2 separate regions of the Homo sapiens genome follow, and region 2 is linked to region 1. A link is a loop called in an ENCODE intact Hi-C map of the cell type or tissue named here. Cell type or tissue: sigmoid colon. All regions are shown on one strand. Links, peaks and the distances in the headings refer to the core of each region. The heading gives the core; the rest is flanking DNA. Region 1 overlaps OPCML (opioid binding protein/cell adhesion molecule like). Region 2 overlaps OPCML (opioid binding protein/cell adhesion molecule like).

The links. Peaks named below come from ENCODE experiments on the same cell type or tissue, not always from the same donor. Only the 100,000 strongest peaks of a DNase experiment are listed, where the experiment ranks them.
Region 2: a loop joins it to region 1, with 8 times the contacts of the local background. A loop is called at or near these places in 1 of 110 quality-filtered maps.

The regions. Positions count from the first base shown.
Region 1 is chr11:133,377,791-133,386,924 of GRCh38, reverse strand. All of the region lies in intron 1 of OPCML (opioid binding protein/cell adhesion molecule like), which reads left to right. Among named protein-coding and RNA genes, the nearest start is that of OPCML-IT1, 16 kb to the right of the region's middle. RefSeq lists a silencer at 354-554. In sigmoid colon, for the core only: no CTCF peak of the experiment used is centred there; no DNase peak of the experiment used is centred there.
Region 2 is chr11:133,289,921-133,299,054 of GRCh38, reverse strand. All of the region lies in intron 1 of OPCML (opioid binding protein/cell adhesion molecule like), which reads left to right. Among named protein-coding and RNA genes, the nearest start is that of OPCML-IT1, 72 kb to the left of the region's middle. In sigmoid colon, for the core only: no CTCF peak of the experiment used is centred there; a DNase peak (open chromatin) is centred at 6,964.

The DNA.
Region 1 (9,134 bases), core at 2,467-4,966:
TCACTCAGCCCTCACAGATACCCTGAGCATTCTGTCTGCCCTCACGGACACCCCTAAGTGTCACCGTGCTCTGTCCCTGCTGCCGTGTGGGGCTGGACTGCCAGTTTTCGCTCCCAGTGGCCCCAGTGTGGAGTGAAGCATGGCCCTTCTGTGAAGGGACCAGGAAAGACAAAAAGGAAAGGTGGGGTGCGTACTAACAGGTCATTATTTAGATGTGATTTGCTTAGCGCTTTTCCTGACCTAGTGAATTAAAAGAGGACATCGCAGAGGGAAAACAAACAGGGAGACTTAAAGTAATGCTTTTTGAACCTGCCAATTATCAAGAGAGTGTAATTATGGGAAACACCCAAGAGGTCCAGAGGGACCCATGTCTTTGTTCTCAGACTGCAGAGACCCACTAAGATAAGAGAGTAGGAGGGGAGCGCTTGTGAGACAGAAAAAGGAAGTGCCGTTGTTGGGAGCTGGGAGCTGGCCAGTATGTCTTCTAATTTAATTACTTATCTTTCCCTCAAATTGTTTATGGTACACTAGGCTATTAAATGCGCCATAAGCAAACGGCTCTTGAAAGAGGAAGTGGATTTATTTGTTTTAGTTACCACTCCAACAAAAGTCTATTTCTTCTGCTAATTAAGATTCCATTCACTAATTTAAATGTTATGCTAATTAAAGTATAATTCTGAAAATGTAAAAAGGAGTTAAAAATAAAAAGAAAGAAAAAACTGGGTTGGCCTTTAGGAATTACATTAAATTTATTGCGTTGTAACAATGGTAAGCTGGGTAATTATTTCATTCGCCTCCGTGCTGCATTCAAGCTTCTGCTTATTCATCCCATTCTCACACTTCAGCTCATTAACACACACTTCCCCTCTCCCGCTCTAATGGGAGTTTTCTTGTGATGGTTTAAGATGAGTTGTGAGTTAGATCCTTGAAGCAATGTTTAGAATTTCTTCAGCTGGGCCACACAGAGTGTTGCAAGCTGCTGCTTGATTTGATGTTTAGAGAGAAAAAAAGAGAAAACATCTGGATTTCTGCTTTGTAAACCAATTTCTGGAGCCAACTTGCTGTTACTCCAGCTTCTTCTCCATCCTCTCTAGAAGCCTGAGTATTTTATAGAAGACAGAGATTATAATATGTTACAAGAAAGAGGATGAGTCTTCTTGCCAAGTTAGAATCTGGCATTTTGAGCATCTGGGATAAGACAAAGGGAAACCAGGACCATGGGGACCACCGCAGACATTCATTACCAGGGCCTAATCATCGAAGTTTCAGCTTCCTCATCAGTCAGATGGCATTGTCTTGAGTATTAGAGGCACCTGAGCTTTGAAAACAGCTAGGCTGGAGACTGGAACAGCGTGGCAACCTAAGTGTTCCCGTCCTCCCCACCCCTAATTTTGTGGTTGCAGCACCAGGCTGGAAAATGGGGCCCTGGAGTGTTTTTCTCGGCTTGAGCTCTTGTCTGCCGGACGACCAAGCCTTTGCCTTCTATACAGGCAAAACGCAGAGCCACATACATTAGTTATTCCTTGCTGTAGAACAAATTATCCCAAACTCAGTGAACTCAAACAGCAAACACTTACTATCTCACAGTTTCTGTGGGTCGGGAATCTGAGAGGGTCTTCGCTGAGTGTTTTCGGGTCAGAGTCTCTCAGGAGACCCAGCAGTCACAGTGCCAGCAGGGATTGCAGCCATCTGAGGATCCAAACCTGCTCCCAGGCCATCAGCCACAGCTCCAGCCCTCAGCACACGGCCCCTCCACAGCGCAGCAGCTTCCCCAGAGCCAGTGCTGCAACGGATAGAGTGTGGCATCACTGCCTCTTAGGACAAGCCTCTGAGCCCCCCACCCTCCCTTCTGCATTATTCTATCCATTACAGGTCACTAGGTCCTGCCCACAGCCACAAGGAGGGGTTCCACAAGGGTGTGGCACCCAGAGGCGGAGACCTCGGGGCCACCCTGGGATCTGGCCGGCCTCTGTGTTGGCCTCCCCTCCAACGCAGTGCTTTGCTTTGTCTCACTGTCTTCTGATCAAAGCCTGAACCTCTGGCCTTCCTGCAGCTACCACTCATGTCCAGCCATCTGCCTATCATCCAGCCTAGGCATTCTGGGACAGATCCAGGAGGTCACATGTCCACTTCTGAGGGGCTTTGGCGAGGGCTATGGCAAGAGCGGGTGGACTGAGAAGTCCCCTCCTGAAAGACATGTCTCTATTGAGGCTGGTCTCCAGCCAGGCTCTCAGCCTGTCAGTGGCAGGATGCTTTGGAGAGGCATTTAGAATGAGGCACAGAAGGCACTGGGATTTTCTTTGGGGACAAGCGACAAGAGCTAGGATTGATAGACTGAGATGATAATAAAAATGAATTAACTTGCATCTCAATTTGATTTTCAGAGCCAGAGAGAAGGAGTAAATCAGCACCATGGAGCTGACTTTCTCATCTGGTTGGGTTGGCCCTTTATTTTTATTAGGGTCTTTCTTGTCAACGGTTGAATGAGATGTTAATACTATCAACCTTAGGCCACAGTCTAAGCTAAGTCTTGACAGTTCTTGCTTTTCCTCTGACCTGTAGCTTGGAAGGGAGAGGTTGACACCAGGCCAGAGTGGAGGGTGGGAGGTGATAAATCAGTCCTGGGTTTCTTTTTTTCTTTTTCTTTTCTTTTCTTTTCTTTTTTTTTTTTTTTTTTGCACAGTGGCCTTTGGCTTTGGCAGCTGCATTAATCTGGGTGGCCGTTGGGAAAATTAGGTCAAAGGTGTCCCCAGAAATTGGATACATTGTTGCTAATTCAGTCATATAGCTGGAGTGGGCTGGCATTTCCAGAGGCAGACAACACAGGCGTATGTATCTGTTTTTACCACTGAAGAGACTGAGGATTGGCCAGGTGGGTGCAATGGTGACTTCTCAAACAGATCAGCAGGATGGAAGTGACACTCTCCTGGGGCACTGCCGGGATGTCCCTCTGTGCGTAGGGAGAGGAGTCCGTGTACCTTGGTGACAAGCCTGCACCCTTCTCTTATCTCCCTGCACTGTAGCATGAAGCATATTGGCCCTGGGCATGCACTGCAGGTGTAGACATCCTGTCTGTTCACTGGCCTATGAACTATGAGACTAGAAACATTACACAGTCTCAGGAACAGACGGTCCCCTTCTGTTTATTTATAGCTTAACACTAAATAGCTGATTCCAATCTTATTAAGGTTTACTGATCTCCTATTAAAAACCTCAAATGATGTTTATTTGTCTGATGCTTGCTCCCAAAGAAATGCCCCAGAGATTTCTCTGAAGACGCACGTTATTCATGCTTGACATGACCTCAGGATGTTGTTTATGGATATGTTCTGTGAGCAAATATTTACTGAATTTCAATAATAGGATGGGCACTGTGTATGATACAGAGAAGTATGTGGCAGTCCCAAAAACAAGTAAAATCAAATTCCTTACAGTAAGAGGGGAGTTCGTGTCTCATGTGGGAGAGCAGCAGATTACAGATCGGATGACCCGATTCCCGTCTTCACTCAGACACTCACCAGCTGTATGGCCTTGGGCAAGTTACCCAACCTTTCATAATCAGGACAACGATGTGATCAGATTCCTGTCGTAGAAAGAGCACCATACGGCAGTTCCAGCAAGGGATTGATAGGAAGGAACTGGAATAATGGGGATCGAGGAATGAGCTCTCACAGGGCTCTGGATGGGGGTCTCTGGAGTCTGAGCTGTGGGCAGGACAATGGCCTGGAGAGGAGGTATGGATCCAAGAGGCAGCATTGATGAGGCGTGAGACCTGTTTGGATAGGCAGGAAAGGGAGGGAGGGGTAGAGATAGCTCAGGTGTGTCGCCAGGGTGACCAGGAGGATGTTGGTGTTATTAACTAAGGTGGGAGACCTTGGGGAAAAAAAGGTGGCCAAGAGAGGAAATGTAGCTCCTTTTTGGCTGAGTTGTATTAAGAACTCCTCCTCCACATGTCTGTGCCATTACTCTGTGACCTGGGCCCTGTGCTCCAAATTCAAGGAGGTCACCTAGAGTAGCTGAGGATCAGAAAAGCTATCTAGGAGCTAACACATGTGGCAGTTTTAAAAACTCCTTTCATAAGCAGTGAAATAAATCTGGAGAGATGCCCTCCTCTCCCCTCAGAGGCCTCTCCTTTGTCGGGCTGGGTGGAGTGGGGTGACAGAACATCGATCGGTGGGAGATAGATGGGAGGAAAAGCCCTCGTTGCCTGCTGAATCAATGTTCCCTTAAAGACTGCAACAAACAGGATTAAAGGTTGAAAGACATTTATTGAGGGGTGAATCTGGGTGTGTGTTTTATTAGTCAGCCCGGCACTGGGTTTATAGAAATGCCCAGCCTAGACGCTGCCAAGAGCAATAAATCGGGGCTTTCTTCTTTGGCCGGCTGCCTGGGCAGTGATGTGGGGGTGTGTGACCCCAGGCCAGGAGGATGGAAGAGAGTGTTGTCTTCAGGCCATCTGGGGTAGGGTGGGGACTCAGGGATGGGGAACGAGAGGAAGATGATTGGCCAATGCCCCTCCTGGCCTCCTTCTCCAATCGCTCACGAATGAGGTCAAACATGCTTACTGCATGGATACATGCCTCCAGTCTCTTTCAGAATTCCCCACCCCTCCTGCCAAAATCATTTGCCTAACCTTTTGCCTGACTGATTCAGAAGCTATTAAATGCACGGCATCCACACAGCTGGCCATTAATTGGAGGCCAGAGCTTGATTAATGAGCATTATGCTAATGTTGGGTCAGGGGGCAGATTATGTGTAAAAGACCAAAACAGTAAGTCAAGTCAAAAGCAATAACACCACCTTCCATCCCTCCGCCTCCCCAAACAAGTTGGCAGCTGGAGGCAAATGGAGAAAAGGCATATTGATGAGACAGCCTGCAAGAGCCTGGCACTTGCCTTGGTTCTTTCTGCAGAGAACTGGGCTGAGATGCTCCGGCCTCCCTCCCAGGAGGAGCTGCAACCAGCTGGAAGGTGGGCTCCCATGCCAGGCTGGCCTCAGAGGGACAGGAGCAGCTGAGGGTTGAGGGAGTGATACTTCCCAGACTACAGTGTCTTTTTTAAAGACCCTAGAACTTACGCTAACAAATGGTAAAAGTGCCCTGCTATGAATGTGTCCACATAAAGTGTTCATGTCCAAACATTAAAATGAACTTGGAAGAACAAATCCTGACTCAGCCACCCTGGAATCATAGATCCTTTGGCAGGTAGGACATTGCCCATTTCTGACTCGTTACGCTCACTGAGGTCTCCCTCTGGTCACTCCTTCTGTCTCTACATCAGACCCCCAATCCCCTGAAGTTCTTTCTCCCATCCTCTTTTCATCACACTCCACACTTTCTCCAGGGGTGTGAGTGTGTGTCTTTCCGTGATGTCAGTTATCAGAACTGTCCCTCAAGCTACACATCCAGGCATAGCCTTTCTCTGAGCTCCAGGTCTCCACCATGGGCATGACCAACTCACACTGCCCTGTATAAGTTCTATCATATCCCAAACACACTCTGCTCCAAGCTGAATTTTTCTTTCTACGTTGTATTTGTTACTGACACACATTTATTTGATCCCGTGCTACAGAAACATACTTTTCAATCTTGGTTTGTCCCATCTCATTTCTTGCACTGCTGAGGGCATTTTTCCCTGCTGTTTCCCTCTTCTCAGTGTCCCTGCCAGTTTCCTCTGCCACTTACTGAGGTGAGGCTCCTACCCTCTCTTTTGCATCACTGCAAAGTCTTCCAGTGCCTACCTCCTTATCCAACTAAGGGGCCCATGTCACCTGAGCTGTCCAATTTCTAAGCCACTCCTAGGCAAGACAGCTCTTCATGCGGAGCCTGTCAGGCTTCCCTGCTGCCAGGCTGCCTCAGAACACATTCCTTACCTCCACACTCTGGGTGTAGCACACATTTAACCCTATTTCCTGCGCTTCGCCCTGTCCTTGCCTTCCCTCCATGCACAAGGCTAATTGTTTTATCTGGAAGAGACAGCTTAGGTCCGTACCTCCCTGTCCTTATTCTTGGTGTTGTCTTGGTGTGAATTAGCAGGGCCTCAGGTTTCTGTCATCACTCCTGTCCTGGAAATGATTTTATAGATGATTCAAACATTTACTTAACAATATAGAAAGCACACCTACAAGATCAGGAATAGCAAGAACCAGGGGAGACACTAAATATATGAATGATGAAATCACAATAAAAAACGAAACTGGCAGGCTGGGAACTGGATGTAATAATGTTACATTTCTCTAGAATAAATGTGAGGTATTATTTTTGATTAAAAAATATTTAAAGAGATATGGGATAGAAGAGGTATGGTTTAGCTAAGATATCAATTAAAAAATTGTACTGATGGCATCATTTAAGATAATGCAATATGTAGTTACCAAAAACGTAAACAGAATTTTAGGCCATATTGACATAATCTACAATCCATGGGAAGAGTTTTCAAGTATTCCTCGTTAGGTATATTACTTGGAAATATATTGCATTCAAAGTACCGTACTTAATGGAGAAATAGACAAAAGAGCATGCTTAGTGAAGATCAGTTAGGAAAATTTTTTTAAATGTGAATTATTGAAGAAATTATTTTCCCCAGTACTCCTTTCAAAACTAAAATTCTGTGATTGCCTTTTATTTGTCCTGCTCTGAGGCCTTTTGAAATTGTCTTTATTCTTTTGGGTCTAAATAAAATTTCACCTCTTTAAACCCTTCCAGATACCCTTTATCTGAATTCACCGCATCCTCTCTGATGATACCATTTCATTTTGCTTGAACCCCTGCTTGTATTCTGGCCAGTCATTTATATTTTCATCCTCTGCCAGCAGATCGTAAGCAACATCAGGGCAAGAACCATGTTGTACTCATCTTTGTATTTCAGAACTTAGCAGAGTTCCTGGTACCTGGGGCATGATTTGTAAATGTTGAGGAAACGCAGATGCATAGACAAAATTGTCCTTAAAATTCATGCTACCAAACTGAATTCTACCTGTGAGCTGAAGGTTTTAAGTGGAGGCTGATCTCAAACTACAAATACATATTCCAGAAAGAGTTCTATGGTCAGTTAAGCTGGGGAGGTGTTGGGTTAAACAAAGTTAAGCTGGCTTTTTTACTACAGGAATATTTGGAGCCTTTAATGTTATTGTACACTGTGGATCTTCCAACAATAGCCATTATACGCAGGATCTAGCAAAATCATTTGACCATAGAACATGGCTTTTATGCAATACCATTTCACATTTCATGGAACATAGCTTGCAAAATACTGAACTTAGCCTAACTTTAGAGAAACGGCACAGAGCCTTTTCAAGAAATGCCAGAAATTAAAGTGAAAGAGGCCAGAAGCTGGAAAAATACCCCACAAGGCGAAGAAGGAGGTACCACATACTAAGACACATACTCTAGACTTCAAGAAACACACGTTTAAAAGCAAACAAAAAAGTTAGTGATGACAATAGCTACAAAAGTTTGGGACACTCTGAATATAGAATCACAAAATTTCCTGATGAGCACACAAATAAATGAAGTGCTGAAGAAATGGGTGTGGCCGCAGAGGGAGCTCTCTAAAGAGCTCAGCTGAGAGGATGAATGCAGAGGCAGAAATAAATGATCAGACGCACAGGGGTGTAGAAGACCAGAGCATCCATAGGTAAGAAAGGGATAACACAGGGAGAAGTGAGGACATTTTAGAACAAATCATTAGTGTGTGGACTAGTTAGAAGGCACATGGGTTCCTTCAATGGACATGTAACAGACGGTTGTGAATGGCTAGTTTGAAAAATTATTATTGATAGGTTATGATATTGGTCTCTGCTTTTGGTTCTACCCTTTTCAAAGACTTAAATGGTGAAATACAAGGCAGGATTATCAAATTTGCATATAGTGGCCAATGTGGTAGCTCATGCCTCTAATCCCAGCAATCTGTGAGGCTCAGGTGGGAGAACTGCTTGAGGCCAGGAGTTTGGGACCAGCCTGGGCAACATAGTGAGAACCCCGTCTCTACAAAAATAAAATAAAAATAAAATAAAAATTTAGATGGGCATGATGGTGTGCACTCGTTGTCCTAGCTGCTCATATTCAGGAGGCTGAGGCTCCAGGAGGATCTCTGGAGCCCAGGAGTTCAAGGCTGCAATGACCTCTGATTGCATCACTGCAGTCCAGCCTAGGTGACAGAGTGAGACTTTATCTCCAGAAAACAAAACAAAAAAAGACAAAAAAAGAAAGAAAGAAGGAAGGAAGGAAAAAAAGAAAGAAAGAAAGAAAAGAAAAGAAAGAAAGAAAAGAAAGAAATTCGCATGCAGCAAAAATCTGGGAAGAGAAAGGATTAAAAATACGTCAGCTGCTTAGAATAATTGATTGAAACAATTACAAGATGAAAGTCAGTAGAAGTAAAAATAAATATTTTAAATTACTTTAAAATTTGCCGGGGTATGGGATGAGAAAGATCTGACTTCATTGCATGTGGAGGGGAGGAAATAACAGGGATATTCACAGTATGCTATGAGAGAAAAGTAGAATTTGTGCTGCCCACCATCACTAAACAAATAAAAATATATATTACACAAAGTCAAATGATCAAATTTAATACAAACGTAATGTTTGAGTAAAGAGGGTGGTAATTTCACTGCTTCCTCAAAGGCCATACAAAATGTGGAGTATTTGTTCTCATTTAGGCAAAATTTGAGAGTTATATCGACACAAAGATTTCATTGAATGAAGACGCCCTAGGAGAGGGAAGGAAAAGATAAAAGTCATATTTGAAGAAAAATGGCTGGAAGGACTGGAGATACTTAATTTGGAAAAGAAAAGGCTTTGGGGAGACATAGCTTCTTCTAAACGCCTGACGCATAAAAAGAAAAATTGGATAAGCTATATGGCTTCCAGTGTCAGAATAAAGAGTAAAACCTAGGAATTACAGGAAGACCGATTTCAGCTCAATATGGCGTATTAAACTTTGTAACAGCTAGTGCTGTCCAGCAGAAAAACTAACTCACCCTGAAGGTCCTGCAGGAACTGCCTGTCATTCCAATGAAGTAATGTGCTTGCAGGTCCCTGACACAGCACAGGCCCATGCTCCAGGGCCATTTTCCCTCTCTCCCTCTCTATTCATCTGGGCTCAGTGGGGAAACAGGACCCGCACTAGGTGTTT
Region 2 (9,134 bases), core at 5,942-8,441, 91 kb after region 1:
TTAAAAAGCTACAAATAGGATGACCCTATGATACTACACCAAGTCCCCTTTCATTTTTTTTTTTCCTGCTGATCTGGGTCTAAGAACTTCCTTCTCTAGTCAAATAATGGCCATAATACAGAGAAATTTGTAGTTATATATGAAAGTTGACTGTTTCCTCTTTCTGCACCTCCAGCGCATATCTTGTTTTATGACATTTATTATGGCCGCTTTTGTTATCACACAAGCAGTCTGATATGCAATGTAGATGTCAAGTAAGCTTGAGACTCTTGTAGCTGCCTGAGAAGAAAGTCAAGGTTCATTGGGGCTACTGGGAGACAACAAAGTGTCTAGTACGTTGTTGCTGGTGAGCAGGCCAGGAATCAACCATTTGTCCATGTCAAGAGATTAAAACATGATCAAAAAATGTTTTCTTTATAGTTTTTTTTCCCCTGTGGAATGACATTTCTCTGACACAGTTATTCCTTTGACCAGTATCGTTTTGATGTTAAGGCAGAGAGACCAAGAGGAGCCATTGTAGGGATGGCATCCTCTGTTCTAGTCAAGTTTTCCTTGGGTCAATAGAATTTTTTAAAAAATGAATAATAGCAACTACTTGTATGGAGTTTTCTACATGCCAGGTACTTTTCTATGCTCTTTACTTGAACATATTTATTTAATGAAGAATTTGCTCCAAATATTTGATGATTTTTACCATTTTCTGTCTTTCTTACTTCCTTATTTTTACCATCCCTCTCTTCCTGAATTTATCTATTTCCTCTCTGCTCCTTTCTCCTGCTCTCCCTCCCTATCTTTCTTCTTGGCTATCTTTATACTGTGTCTGGGATTTGATCAAGGGAGAAAGAGAAAGCAATATGAAACCTGAAGAACACAATTCAAGCCCTGGAACTACCACTAGACATGAGTGTGATTTTGAGCAAGCTGATGAATCAAATTGGGCCCTATGTTGCTTATAAAGAAGAAGGAAAAGGAGGAGATGAAGAAGGAGGAGTAAGAAGAGAAGCAGGAAGGAATGAAGAAGAAAGAAGGGGAGAAGGAGGAGAAGGGGGAGAAATAGAAGGAAGAGGATGAGAAATTGGAGAAAGAAGGGGAGGAGGGAACAGTAGTAATACCTATTCTACCCATAGTAAAATGTTGCCATAAAAATCAAAGGAGACAGTGCCTATGAAAATCCTCTGTAAATTGTAAAGAACTCTACGAATTCAACTTTTTTTGCTGACCTCCTAATGGATGTTTTCAGGAATTTTACTAAGATTTAGAGCCAGGCATATGTTTTTTAAAAGAGAGAGAGATCATGCTCTAGACAAATTGGGTGCCTCATTATACACTTACCAGGAGGAAAATGCTGCCATTCCTGGCTAAAAACCCATTTGTCTTGCAAATATCTATAATGAACAGATTTTGGGATAAATACTATGTAATCTGTGATGACAGTTCTCTCATTTCTTTTTTATTAGTTCAATCTTCTCAGCATCTGAACCACATAGCTACAGAACCTCCATAATCATTAAGGCAGCTGGGACGTATGCATTTTTTCTCCTTTCCTTGGCACATCACAGAGTCCCCAATCAGTCCCTTGTTACAAGGCCTATGTTCTAGTAGTAGTTAAATGCACCTGTATAAGAATGCCAGAACAGAAAAGAAAACAAACAGCAGGGTGCATGGCCTTTGCAACAAAGTTCCATTTTCACAACTGACCTTTCCCTGGGTATTTAAAACTTGGGTTTTACTTGGAGCTTGTGGATAATTTGCATTGCACTAAACATCCCTTTGCTTAAAATAGATAATCTCAGTGGAATATAAGGTGGTTGCAGTAAACTCTAACCCACCTTATTCTCTATCCCTTTTCCCTTTGTCTTTCCCTAGGTAAGTGATATTTGATTATTGTTTTGAGCTTCTTCAGGAGAGACCTCAGAAGCCTACCTACCTGTCAATCCCATTGGAAGGAAGTCTTTGGCCAGTTCCTATTCATCCTTCCCAAGTGGTCCCATTCCATCTTTTGGCTCCTGCAGCATGGCGGGGCACATGGAGGTATGACTGTTCACTGTTAATGGGTTTGCAACTGTTCATGGTAAAATAAATGTGAGTTTTGGATCAGTGTCAATGATACAATTATGAGCAATTCCTGGGAACTGAAGGCCAAAAAACTATTATTTTACCTCTGTACGTCAAATTATTGTGTGGGTTCTCATGAATTCTATGTTAACCTATTTACTAAAAGTGAACTTCAACCAAACATCTAAGTGAATTATAATAATTTCATTTCTACCAATGACATCACAAATAATGTCTACCTTTTATGAAATAGAAGAAAACAGTCTTAAAATGTATTTTATTTATATACCCATTGAATACACAGTTGGGTCTGAGAAAAGTCAATCTGCCTTGTTCCCGAATTACAGAGTTCCACACGCTTCTACGCAGGAGTTGGAAGCATCGTATAAGACATCAGGAAAACAAAAGCACAGAGGGACAATGGGTGATGCAATTCTGAGAAATGAAATTAACATTTTCTTTGTGTCTATCGCTTATGGTACATTGAGGCACCATTCCATAAAAGTTACTGCAAAACTGTTCTATCACCTCTATGATCAGAGTCTGTAATGTAATTGTTGAGCGGGCTTCCAGAATCATGAACCTCACTCCACAGTACCTGCGGAGTCTTTTAATTCAGGTGACTGTGAAGGCAAATCATGGGCTGACAATGACTGGAATCTGCACCAGAAGCAAATAAACCGCTAACTGCAGACCTCAATCTAAATAAAATACAGACAGGACGACAGTGTATTTTGAGTATTACTACCAGAAATCCCCTCCCTCTGCCAAATCAATGAAAACGTTACCCAAATGTGGCTAAAGGAAATTTTTCACTCGGATTCAGGCAGAGGACATGTCCTTCATTCATCATCCTAGTTCTGTATCATTTACGGACACAGTTTTACATTCCATGGCGGTTAATGTTTATGTTATGTTCTTTATTAGTTTAAATACATGGAGCATCTCTCTTTACTTGTTAAGGGATAATTTTCAGTAAAACTAAAATCATGATTCTCATATAGACCAAAAATAGATGATCATTAAATATTTTATTTAACTCATTAATGAGGAAATCTGGCAGATGTTATATTCGTTTCAAAATGTAAGTCAAAGGAGTGCAAATGTATATGAAATATAGCACTATTGACTGTGATTTGCAAATGGACAAAAAACTGGCTTTTTCTATGAATTTGAGGGAAGTCAACTGAACCTGTACCAGATAGAATTTATTTGTATGTCTTTAGACAAGAACTATTTTGCATTGCTATCAATTATCTACAATTTATAGAGTAGTAAAATAGCTCAGAAGCAAGGAACATCTAGAATGAAATAACCCAAGCCAACCAGCAGCCCTCTGGGGTGCTCTGTCTAGGGAGCGGCCATTCTTAGGCCATTCTTACTTCTCTAATAAACTTGCTTTTACTTGAAAAAAATAATAACCCAGTAAGGCATGCTCTAAACAATGCATTGTTTTTCCCTGAAGATGTTTGGTAATCTTTTTGCTTATTTGTAATTTCCTTACACACTTAAGAGTACAGATTCTGCAATAGGAAGTTGTCATCCACCATACTTTCAGATCCTGCCTATGCTCCTGTATCAAAGTTCAGATCGGTGTAAAGCCTGGAATGCCAGCCTTCCTTGGATTTTGTAAGCTTACCTACCTTAGCTTTGTATGACTCCTGGAATGCCTAGTTTTACCACTTCTATCAATGAAGAAATTTTTAGTATTTTCTTGGAAAAGTGTAGATTCTTAAGAAATATTTGCTCAACAAATGAAGAAATCTTTAAACCTATGCATTAACTAGACGTTCTTTACTCTTTGGTTATTTACTGAGTGACATGATGAAAATATCCCCCTAGTGAAAGAAGTTGGGTTTGAAGCTTTCTGTTTGCAGGCTGGGTGTGGTGGCTCATGCCTGTAATCCCAGCACTTTGGGAGGCCGAGGCAGGTGGATCGCCTGAGGTCAGGAGTTCAAGACCAGCCTGGCCAACATGGTGAAACCCTATCTCTACTAAAAATACAATAATTAGCTGGGCATGGTGGCAGGTGCCTGTAATCCCAGCTACTAGAGAGGCTGAGGCAGGAGAATTGCTTCAACCTGGGAGGCGGAGGTTGCAGTGGGCCGAGACTGCACCACTGCACTCCAGCCTGGGTGACAAAAGCAAAACTCAGTCTCAAAAAAAAAAAAAAAAAAAAAAAAAGAAAGAAAGAAAGAAAGAAAAAAAAAAAGAAAGTTTCTGTTTGCAGGTTTGCCCTTGAAACATGTTTTGTCCATATTAATTCATTACCCTTTTTGGTGTGGCATCCCGCAGACCTCACACCTGGTTTGTGTCAATAGAATTGTGATGAAGCCATAGCACATTATATTAGCTGTGTGGTGGGTTGTTTCAAATGGGGGTGTGAATCAGGATGCCTAAATTATCAGCTTGGTCCACCTCCTCATGAAGAAGTCCATCTTCTTCATCAATGAAGAAATGTTTAATATTTTCTTGGAAAAGTGTAGATTCTTAAGAAATATTTGTTCAACAAATGAAGAGACCTTTAACCCTATGCATTAACTTATCAACTTGGTCCACCTCCACATTGATGAAGTAAGGACTGGAAAGGAAAAGAGGTGGCTCAAGCTGAAGAGGAGGAGAAGGCAGGTGCTGCCCAGCAGTGATAGAATTCTTCCTGGTATAGCCTTGCGACTTCAGCCCCTGATCTCAAGCACCAGGGGAGGCCACTGCTCTGTTCTATCTGTGGGTGTGATTGCCTCCCAGCAGATGTGTGAGAGTCATTTCTGCATGTGCCCGTTTGCCTCTGCAGAACACCGCTTCATGCTGTTGTCAGTGATGAAAATCCTTCTCGGTGGTCTAAAGCTATGGTACCACATGGACCCACAGTGATGACTTTTTCAGGGAGGCGGTGCTTCTTTCCACCACATCCCAGAAAATCATATCATTTTCACTGTGAGCAGCTCTCACTGAGATTCCCTTAACTCTTCTCACACAGAAGATCCAGCTGTGCTACTAAGAGAAGTTTGAAAGTGAAAGACCTGCTCCAATATTTTTCTTCTTTGTAAACCATCTGGATGCTTTTGTGTGTGTGTGTGTGTGTGTGTGTGTGTGTGTGTGTGTGTGAAGTCTTTTTTTTTTTTCTTTAGGATGTTAAGGGTAATATGCTCAAAGAGAGCAGACTCTTCAACCAAGATCTGTCACCTGCGTCTTCAAGCCCTAATGGGCACCTGTGTGCTAGTGGATTTACTGTGTGGGTTTCTCTTCCAGATCAGACCTTAAGATCACTGTTGTGTGATGTATCTCAGCCTTGATCCTTTCTTCTTTGGGGTAAATTGGAACCAGACAGTGTCACTGACTTGACTGAGATGCTGAAGGTGACCATGTGTGGGCTGAGTCCAGAACTCAGATCCGTTTACTCTCTGTCATGTGTTTGATTCTCCGTGGCACGTGCAGGGCTCAGATGGGAAGGAGAGATGCTACACATTTAGTTATTTATTACTTAGTAGCCAGCATTTACTGCCAATTACTTGAATGGCCCCCACACCTCTAAGAATTACCTATCAGGCATATACTCAGGGTGAATACTCTTCAGTCTGAAAGCTATTCACATTTCCTCAGGGCTCATGGACTTCGCCGTCAATGTACTTTCTTGTGTTTTGTAAATACAAGAAAATGTGATCACAGATACTATTTTTTCCTCTCTATGCAACCTCCTAGGTCACAGAGGGTGTGCATCTCCAGGATGATGGAAAGAAAATAAAGGTTGAAAATGGGGGATAGGGAAAGAGCGTGGGGTGCCGTGACTGTCCTTTGCATGTGTCTGCTCAGGCTCTGCAGTCCATCCCGTGTCTCTTCTTCTTGTCCAAAAATTCTACCCAGATCTAAAAACAATCAAAATGTCATAGAAAACTTCTCCCAGACTGAGGTGCTGGATTATCTGCCTAGCTCTGAGTGACTCAGTTCTGCATATCTCCATTCTCAGACTTCTTTATGGAGCACCTTGCCATGGGAGTGCAACTCTGAGTGGACCAACCACCTCTGCAGCCCTTCTTCCTCTCTTTTGCCTTCTGCCCTCTCAAAAGCATATCACACCTCTCTTCCCCAGCCCACGGTCCAAAGCAGAGCATCCCCATGCATGAATTTTAGTTGCAGACTGATTTCTAGAATCATGATGAGGAGCCACAAGCAGTATGCCAGGTGGTAGGGAGTGAGATTTAGCTTCCTTATATAACTCTCTGCAGCTCATTCACTGAATGTCACTTTTCCTTGCGTCCACATATTATATCTCATTCTAGCAGAATGCAATAAGGTGGAAATATAAGGGCTTTTGGAATGCAGTTTATTAAGACATGTTTTGGAGCCAATTGGAGGAGCACTGGCTGGAAATGTTAATCACAGTAAACCCCAGCGTACGGACCTGCCTCCCGTGTTCGTTTGCCTTGGGGAATTGGAGCACAGTACTGGGCTGGTAACATTCTACTTCAGGTTATTATTATGATGATGATTTCCCTTCTGGAATATGTATCAAACTGTATATCTTTATTTATTGGGAAAACAACAAAATAATATTGAAGGGATCGCCGCATAGCTACTGTGTACACGTGGAGTAAAAAGAAAGGGATTCCTAGAGGGAAACAAGTGGAAATGTTGAACCCCTAGAAGATTTTCTGGGTATTGGAAAGAAACGGAAAAGCCACTATGAAAAAAGCAATATTGCATCTCTATCGCAATGAGCTTTTCCAGGAGCTGGAAAAGGCATTATTACTCTTGGAGAAAAGAGATCTCTCTTTTTTCCCCTCCCTTTTGATTTAGACTTCTGTGAGCCAAAGTGTTCTGGTGTTTTAATGGTCTGTTTTAAAGATGGAAAGGGCCCTTATGTGTCAGAACACAAGCCTGTCCCAGCCAGCACGGGGCTTTGTTTGATTATGAAGCTTGTTTGGGATAGATGATATTTTTATAGCTTCTGCTTTGCTTCACCGACGGCCATATTGATGTAGCTCTCCAGGACGGGCCTAATAAATAGTTTATAAAACTGTAAGGCCATTCTCTTGTGTAATCTACCACTGTGCCTTCACAGACTGCAGAATCGCACATCCAGAGCGAGCTGGCTTCTCACACACAAGCCGGCCACAGGCCCTGGGGTGGGAGGCTTGGTGTGTGTGCATGTGTGTGGGCAGCTTGAAAAGAACCACCTGAACTTTTTTGTGAAGATTTTAGAATAGCAGTGGAGAGTAAAATGCTGAGATTGGGTGTCTCATTAATGTTGTTCAATTTGTGCTCAGATGCCCAGGCTGCTGGAAGGGCTGGGGCTCAAAAGCAGCTGTGGAATACCTTCCCCCAGGGCTATAAGCCTGTGTGATCTCACCGTTTGCCAAAAAAATAAGAAGCAGTGGGAAGAGTGTGGGGAGATGGAATAATGGGTAGAAGAGGTGAGAAAATGAACAGAGCATGCAGTGCGCAGAACCTGCAACCATGTCAGCTGCCTTTCTAGGAGGACGGTAGATACCGGCTTTCCCTGGGGAAGGATAGGGGCTGAGCCCCTGAGGGGTGCCCACCAGCAGCAGGCTGACCACCAAGGGAAGGGGGCCAGGGTGTAGATTTCCTTGGCAGTCCATGGCTGGATGCTGGTGCAGTGGACGCAGGGCTCATCTCTCGGGTTGGGGAGCACCTATGCCAACAGCTCTTCCTGCATCCTCTTTAACCGACAGACACCCCATGAAGCATCGATCATTATCATGATTTTGGAGATGATGAAACAGCTTCAAAGAAGTTTATAAAACAAACAAAAGCAAAGGAACATCAACAAAACAACTCCAAAATTTGCCTTTTGGTGGTTGAGCTAGTAAGTGGCAGGGCCAGAATTAGAACCCAGGTTTTTGTCTTATGACACAGCCTTGGGCATTGAGCTGTGCGTGGCACGAATAATGTTGGTGTTACATGCAAGCGAAGCAGGAAACTATTTATGAGATGTGATTTTAAACACTTAAGAAATATTCTTTCCCAGAAATCCCTGCGGCTGATAATATTCACCTGAGCATCTCAGGCTGATGTCTGAAAACACACCTTGACTTTGAGGAGTTGAGACTTAGCACAATTCAAGTGGCCCTGGGAGAGTAACAATGTAAGCTGCGGCTACTTCTTGAAACTCCATTGCTGTGGCCTCACAGGGCTTAAAGTAATTGGAAGAAGATTCCAGACAAGGCATTCTCAAGCTCTGCCTTCACCCACTCAGTGGAAATGGAAGCTCTTCTGAAATCCTTTCCAAATAGTTCTGGGAAGCCAGGGCATGCTGCCCATGTACTCCATGGAATGGGCTCCTGGGCTTCTGGGGTGGCTGTTATTTTTTGCTCTCCTCCTTCTGTTGTCTGGTGACATCTCCTGGCACAATCCCAAACCAGCCACAGGTGCCACTCAGGGGTCTCTGGGTCTGGTGCCTGCAGTGCCTCTGACTATGGAGGGTGGCCCTATATGCACCCAGGGACCTGGACTTCTTTTCTGCTGCCACACTTACTATCACATCCCATCCCCCAACATCCTAGAGGCATTAGTCTTTTCTTTCTGATGGTCCTTACGGGGGAGAGTAAATTACCTCTTGGAGTTTTGATTTGTCCATTGATTGCACTCAAAGTCACCTCAGGGCTCAGGTACAGGCCAGGAGGTGATCTGAATTACAGGCACCACGCTCTGCTGAGGGTCACCTCTCTAATCTAGCATTTGCCTGCTCTTGTTGAACGAAACTATGGCAACTCTACCATCCCTCATTGGCTGCCCTACCCTCTGGGTCTCCACGGGTGCCCAGATACACCTGAATGCCAGGGCAAAAGCAGTGCAGCTGCTGAGACAGAACTTTGTGATGCTGCATTCACAGGTTTTCCTGAATGTTCCTTGCATGTAGGGCCCCATTCAGAAGCATGCAGCCTTTGTCACTGTGGAATTTGAGGAGATTTGAGAAGATTTTCTTAGTGGGCTAGGAAGGAAAAGATCTGGAGCTTTTTCCACTGGGAAAAGGGTTCTCTGTGATTTGCCCATGGTCAAGTTTTCTTCCAAGGTTCCTCAGTTGCCTCCACAGTGATTAGATGGCCGGGTCAGAACAGCCC